2 separate regions of the Homo sapiens genome follow, and region 1 is linked to region 2. A link is a contact called in ENCODE Hi-C or POLR2A ChIA-PET data. All regions are on one chromosome and are shown on one strand. The core of a region is the stretch at or near the end of the contact, and the rest is flanking DNA. Distances in the headings are between cores, read along the strand shown. Region 1 has its middle 8.8 kb from the start of DAW1. Region 2 has its middle 17 kb from the start of CCL20.

The links. A loop is a pair of places that touch in the nucleus more often than their neighbours do. ChIA-PET counts read pairs that join two places held with the same protein, here RNA polymerase II (POLR2A). Pooled maps may share reads with other maps.
Region 1: a map of PC-3 shows a loop between it and region 2 (4-fold over the local background). The contact joins two enhancer-like sites. A Hi-C loop is called at or near these places in 10 of 168 maps with a recorded cell type or tissue (CD14-positive monocyte, CD4-positive, alpha-beta memory T cell, GM12878 and 5 more), 3 of 37 single-sample maps with no recorded cell type and 9 of 50 pooled maps. POLR2A ChIA-PET finds 5 or more read pairs at or near these places in 6 of 52 experiments (A673, CD8-positive, alpha-beta T cell, GM12878 and 2 more).

Annotation. Positions count from the first base shown.
Region 1 is chr2:227,861,518-227,864,217 of GRCh38, reverse strand. No RefSeq gene overlaps it. Among named protein-coding and RNA genes, the nearest start is that of DAW1, 8.8 kb to the left of the region's middle. Within about 2 kb of position 1,402, at least 8 of the 41 ENCODE cell types and tissues checked have a DNase peak (open chromatin) inside an H3K27ac peak, as active enhancers do.
Region 2 is chr2:227,795,204-227,798,038 of GRCh38, reverse strand. No RefSeq gene overlaps it. Among named protein-coding and RNA genes, the nearest start is that of CCL20, 17 kb to the left of the region's middle. Within about 2 kb of position 1,523, at least 2 of the 41 ENCODE cell types and tissues checked have a DNase peak (open chromatin) inside an H3K27ac peak, as active enhancers do.

The sequences.
Region 1 (2,700 bases), core at 153-2,652, 66 kb before region 2:
TTTTCTGCAACAGTATGTGCTGGATGTGGAGTTCACATCACACACTCCAAAATGTCCCTACCGTACAATGCCTGCCTCCAATCCCTATGCCAACAACTGCATCTGGCCACTCTCAAGTAAACTCGCGGGACCCTAGTGATGGTTCATTCATTCATGTTGAAAACTCCATTCTATTCGGTGTTACTTGTCTGATTTTTCTTCCTCTTACAGGGTTTACTCTAAACTCCTGAAGGATCTGATACAATAGCCCTTTGCGGATTAATGGAGAAAAGGTCTGAAATTATTAGCCTTGGTTGTCATTGGTTCTATGCTCCCACTTGCATTATAATGCCCTCCTCAGCTTGTCAGGGTGCCTCCTACCACCTTCACTGCAGCAACTTGCTGAAATGTCACTGCACCCTGTTTCAGCCCCCAGAGGACAGTCTGCTGTGTGCCACTTCTGGAGTCTCTCCTCTTGGCCCTGGGTCCCTTAAAGAACCTGTAGTTCTTGGTGACTTCCATGCCCCACTCTGGGGTCCAGTGAACTTCTAAATACCTAAACTTGCCAGTTTGACAGATAAATTAGTCATCTCTCTCCAGCCTGCATCAGGCTGCCATTTCCACTCAATGCCCACTCCTTTCTGCAATGCATGAAAGCTGCTTTGTGAGGCTTGCTGGATTTCCAGGATCACCTCAAAGAAGCTCGGCGTCATTTATCTCTCTTCTTGGATCCCAAAATTCCAAAGAAGTTCTCTCCTGCCCTCCTACCTCCAACTGTGACTAATTGTCTCCCTCCTTCTCCCTTCTACCCAGTTAAATGAGTCATTCTCTAAATATGCTGATGGTAGTGGTGCTGGGGATTGACTGGAATCAGATCACTGGTGCCCTCTGCCTTGCCTGAGAAAAAGGCCCTGGCTAGGCTTGTGAATTTCATGCAAACAGGTAAAGACATCCTGCCATGCTTTATATGGTGCCACTGCTAGCACAAGCCATGACTTTGGGCAGATTAGGGAAAGGCATCAGCTCTGGGTTAGAGGGTGTTCCTTCACACTGCCAGGACCTCCAGGCCTAATGGGGGCATTCCCGCAGCCAGAAAACCCAAGCTGAGCAAGGGCCAGCCTTTGCCCCACTCACTGGCAGGGCTTTGGGAGCTATCCAGACTTCTCAGTGGGCCACCCAGCCCTGGACACGTGCCCAGGGGGCAGCTGATCATTGTAGGCTCCCCCTAGACTAGCCCTGCTCACAAAAAGCCTTCACCTCTCCACACTCCCTCATGAGCTTATACTCTCCTCTAGTGTACTTGGTTGCAAGTTGCTTTTCAATGAAAATGAAGTGAGGGAAAGATGGTGCAATGTGTAATTACATCAGACCTGCCAAGAGTCAGACTTTTGATGTTGCTGATGAGTTCGTCCTCTTTAGGGAGGCCTGATGGCCTGCCCGGAAAGGACACAAATGTGAGTCAGAGGAGCTTGACGTTTGAATGCCAGTTCTTCCACTTACTAGCAGATCCCTTTTAGAACCTCGATTTGCTCAAATCAAAACGGGGATAATAATACTATCTGCCTCATGGGGCTATTGTATAAAACAAATGATGTAAATATATACAGTGGGCTGTATACCCAATTTCTAGGCACCTAAAATCTTTTTTCGTTGAACATTATCGTAACGGAATTAACCACTTCTATAACTAAATTGTTTAACTCTGGAATACGTGTTGATATGCAAAATATGTCTAACCATCTATTCCAAATAAAATACCACATCGAGGGATTGTTGCAATTAGGTCAAGGTTATTTATCTGCTAAATAGCTCACTGCCAGTAGGGGGCAGAAGTGTACACCTGTTTTATAAGAGCATTTACATTCTTTCCGTAGGTCAATAATAACTTAATTGTATATTTTAAAATAACTTAAATAATGTAATTGGGTTTTTTGTAACTCAAAAGATAAATGCTTCAGGGGATGGATAACCCATTCTCCATGATGTGCTTTTTTTTTCCAATCCTCAGAGACATCTGAAATGTGCTTATTTCACATTGCATGCTGTGTCAAAATATCTCATGTACCCTATCAATATATATACCTACTATGTACCCACAAAAATTTTTACAAATAATAAAAATAAAACTTTTTATAATAAAATAAACAATAAATACAACAAAATATTCAGAAAAGGAAGGAAGGAAGGAAGAAATGAAGGAAGGAAGGGAGGGAAGGAGGAAGGGAGCCCAGAGCCTAGGCCAGACAAAAGAGCCTAAGTATTGAGCAAACTCTTTCCTTTTAGCTACCTAAAACTTATCTTTGAAATAACTTGGCCGGGCGCGGTGGCTCACGCCTGTAACCCCAGCATTTTGGGAGGTAGAGGCAGGCAGATCACTTGAGATCAGGAGTTTGAGACCAGCCTGAGCAACATGGTGAAACCCCATGTCTACTAAAAATACAAAAATTAGCTGGGTGTGGTGGTGGGCGCCTATAATCCCAGCTACTTGGGAGACTGAGGCAGGAACATCGCTTGAACCTGGGAGGCAAGAGGTAGCAGTGAGCCAAGATTGCACGCCACTGTACTCCAGCCTGAGTGACAGAGTGAGACTCCGAGAAAGAGAGAGAGAGAGAGAGAACTCCTTGCCATGACACCAAACATGCTAGCAATGGTAACAATGATAATAATTAACATTTATTGAATGCATACTTTGTACCAGGCTCTGGGTTAATTGTATCACCC
Region 2 (2,835 bases), core at 274-2,773:
ATTTCTAATTGATTTTAGTATGATAATTTCCTGAGATGGCAAATGGATGCCGATCTTTGATGAAAGGTTTTGGTTGAGATTCTGAGGCTAACTGCACTACATTGAGGAGAGTGGGATGACTGTTTTGAGATGGGAAGAATGATGTCATGAAGGCAGCATATTTGTAACTCTAGAATCATATCTGCTCCCAATTTTTTGTAGTGGTTTTAATGTAATGTTTGGTGTTTGGTCTTTTCCTTGCAAAGAGACTTTATCGCAAAGACAAAATGTGCATGTCAATCTAAGTACATAAATCTTCTATTGTTTTGTCTTCTCTTGAAGGTGGAAGAAAGTCTTTGAGGCACAATACAGAAAGAACAGAGTTTTAAATCTTTTTCTGTGCTTCAAAAAATATTACCATGATACATACTCTGTTGAAAAAATAAAATATATAAATAAGTTAAAAGAGGAACACAAAGATTAGTCATAGACTCACCATCTAGAGAATTACAGTGCTAATTTTTTAATAACTTCTAGACTCATTTCTGTTCATATATTTAACATAAATTGAATCTTAGAGTACATTTTATTAACCTAGCCTTTTCATTTAAGGATATGAATACAGTCATCTGTTCATCTTTTAAAAAATGACTTCCTATGCCATCATTTAAAACAGTTGTACAGTTTTCAATTGTATGGTTATTCATGGTTGAATTCCCCAGGTTGTTTCTAATTTTTCAATTATTATAAATAGTACTATGAAGAACAGTCTATGGATGAATCTTTGTACATATTCCTAATTACTTTCTTAAGATAACTTCAAGAAATGAAATGTTGGGGTCAAAAAATATGTGTATATTTAATAGTTTTGAGATTGTAGGCCAGGTGTGTGGCTCACACCTGCAATCCCAGCACTTTGGGAGGCCAAGGCAGGCAGATCACCTGAGATCAGGAGTTTGAGACCAGCGTGGCCAACATGGTGAAACACCGTCTCTACTAAAAATGCAAAAATTAGCCTGGTGTGGTGGTGTGCGCCTGGAATCCCAGCTACTAGGGAGGCTGAGGCAGGAGAATCCTTGAACTTGGGAGGCAGAGGTTGCAGTGAACCAAGATTGCACCATTGCACTTCAGCCTAGCTGACAGAGTGAGACTCCGTCTCAAAAAAAGAGAGAGATTGCAAAACAACCTTCCAGAACTCTCTGATCGAGTAAACCCATTTCCCTGCACCTTTCACAAAGATCAGATAGAGATGAATTTACTTAGGATATTATGGAAGCAACTACATCTTCTTCTCATAAATATGAGTCTAAAATGTGACAAGAGCCTCAGCGCTATCGGCTATTGTGATTATGTCCTCACCTCTACTTCACTAACCACAAGGGACTTTTTATTTTTTCCTGGCACAAAGAACACATGCCGTTGTAAAGTGAGTATGCCACACCCTGAGCTCTTAAAGTAAATATTTTGCCAGGGAAATCGAAGAACTGGAAGAAGAGAACCAATGGAAATGGGGAGGGCAGTCCCTACCACTCCCGTACTTTCCAAAGGAGCCTCTGGGTGCCGAGCATATTTACTTAATAGATCAAAGGTTTTTAATATGTATGACAGTTGTGGTGCTGATGATGAAATATTGGTAGCTCTCTATCGTAAATCTGAAAATTCCCCTGCATGTGTCTCACAATTGATATGAAGAAGGCAGCTATAGTAATCATCGGACTACGCAGAGAACAATTTACTAAGGAATGCTGATCAGTTAAGGCACAAACTGGAGACCGAGGCCTGCGTTCCTTCATAGCACGTAGCTTCAGGTTAGAGCCAAGAATTTCCAAGTGGTCGTTATGAATGGCGTTAACTAATAGGCTAGCATGTTGACATATTCCAAGTTCTAAGGTGTGATGTGTAAATACTCCAGTTTTATGTGGGTTTAAGTCTTTTACAGTTCTATAGAAAAAGGTCCAGCTGCCCATTTGTATATGGCTCCAGAGTTATTCCAGGAAAATCTAAGCCTAACCATTTGTTTAAGACAATGTATATTTACTATGAACATAATCAGAAATGCGTGCAAAAATTACATACAGAACTATTCACTGCATCATAATTAAAATAGGAAAGGAAACAAAAAATACACAAATAGTAAGAGAATAGTGATTAAAATCATTGTTGGATATCCACAAAGTTCAATATTATAGTATGTTGCCATTTAGTAATCTGAGAAGCATTTTATGCAAGGGATAAACGCTAATGACATAATGACAGACTAGCAGGACACAAAATCGTAAATGGTGTGTTAACTCATTATGGGAAGTTGTATATTTCCCATAATTGTGTATTTCCCATATTTATGCGTTTTAAAAAAAAACTAGAAGGAAATTCTCCAGAATGAAAATAGAAATGATCTCTGGTAGTGGGAGGCGTTCCCCTTTGGTTTTCACATTTTTTCTATATTTATCAATTTTTTAATTTTTAAATTTAATTTAATTGTATTTTATTTTTGAGACAGGGTCTTGCTCTATCACCCAGGTTAGAATGCAGTGGAACAATCACAGCTCACTACAGTCTCAAATGCCTGGGCTCAAAAGCTTCCTCCGGCCTCAGCCTCCTGAGTAGCTGGGACTACAAGCACATGCCACTGCACCTGGATATTTACCCTTTTTTAAAAAAAAGCAATAAACACATGTTACTTATAATCAGAACAGAACAAACTATTTTCAAGACCACATGTGAAACAAACTACGGTTCCTGGTATATGAAGCAAAATAAACTTAGAAATATAGCCGGGCACCATGGCTCATGCCTGTAATCCCAGCACTTTGGAAGCCTGAGGAGGGTGGATCACTTCAGGTCAGGAGTTCAAGA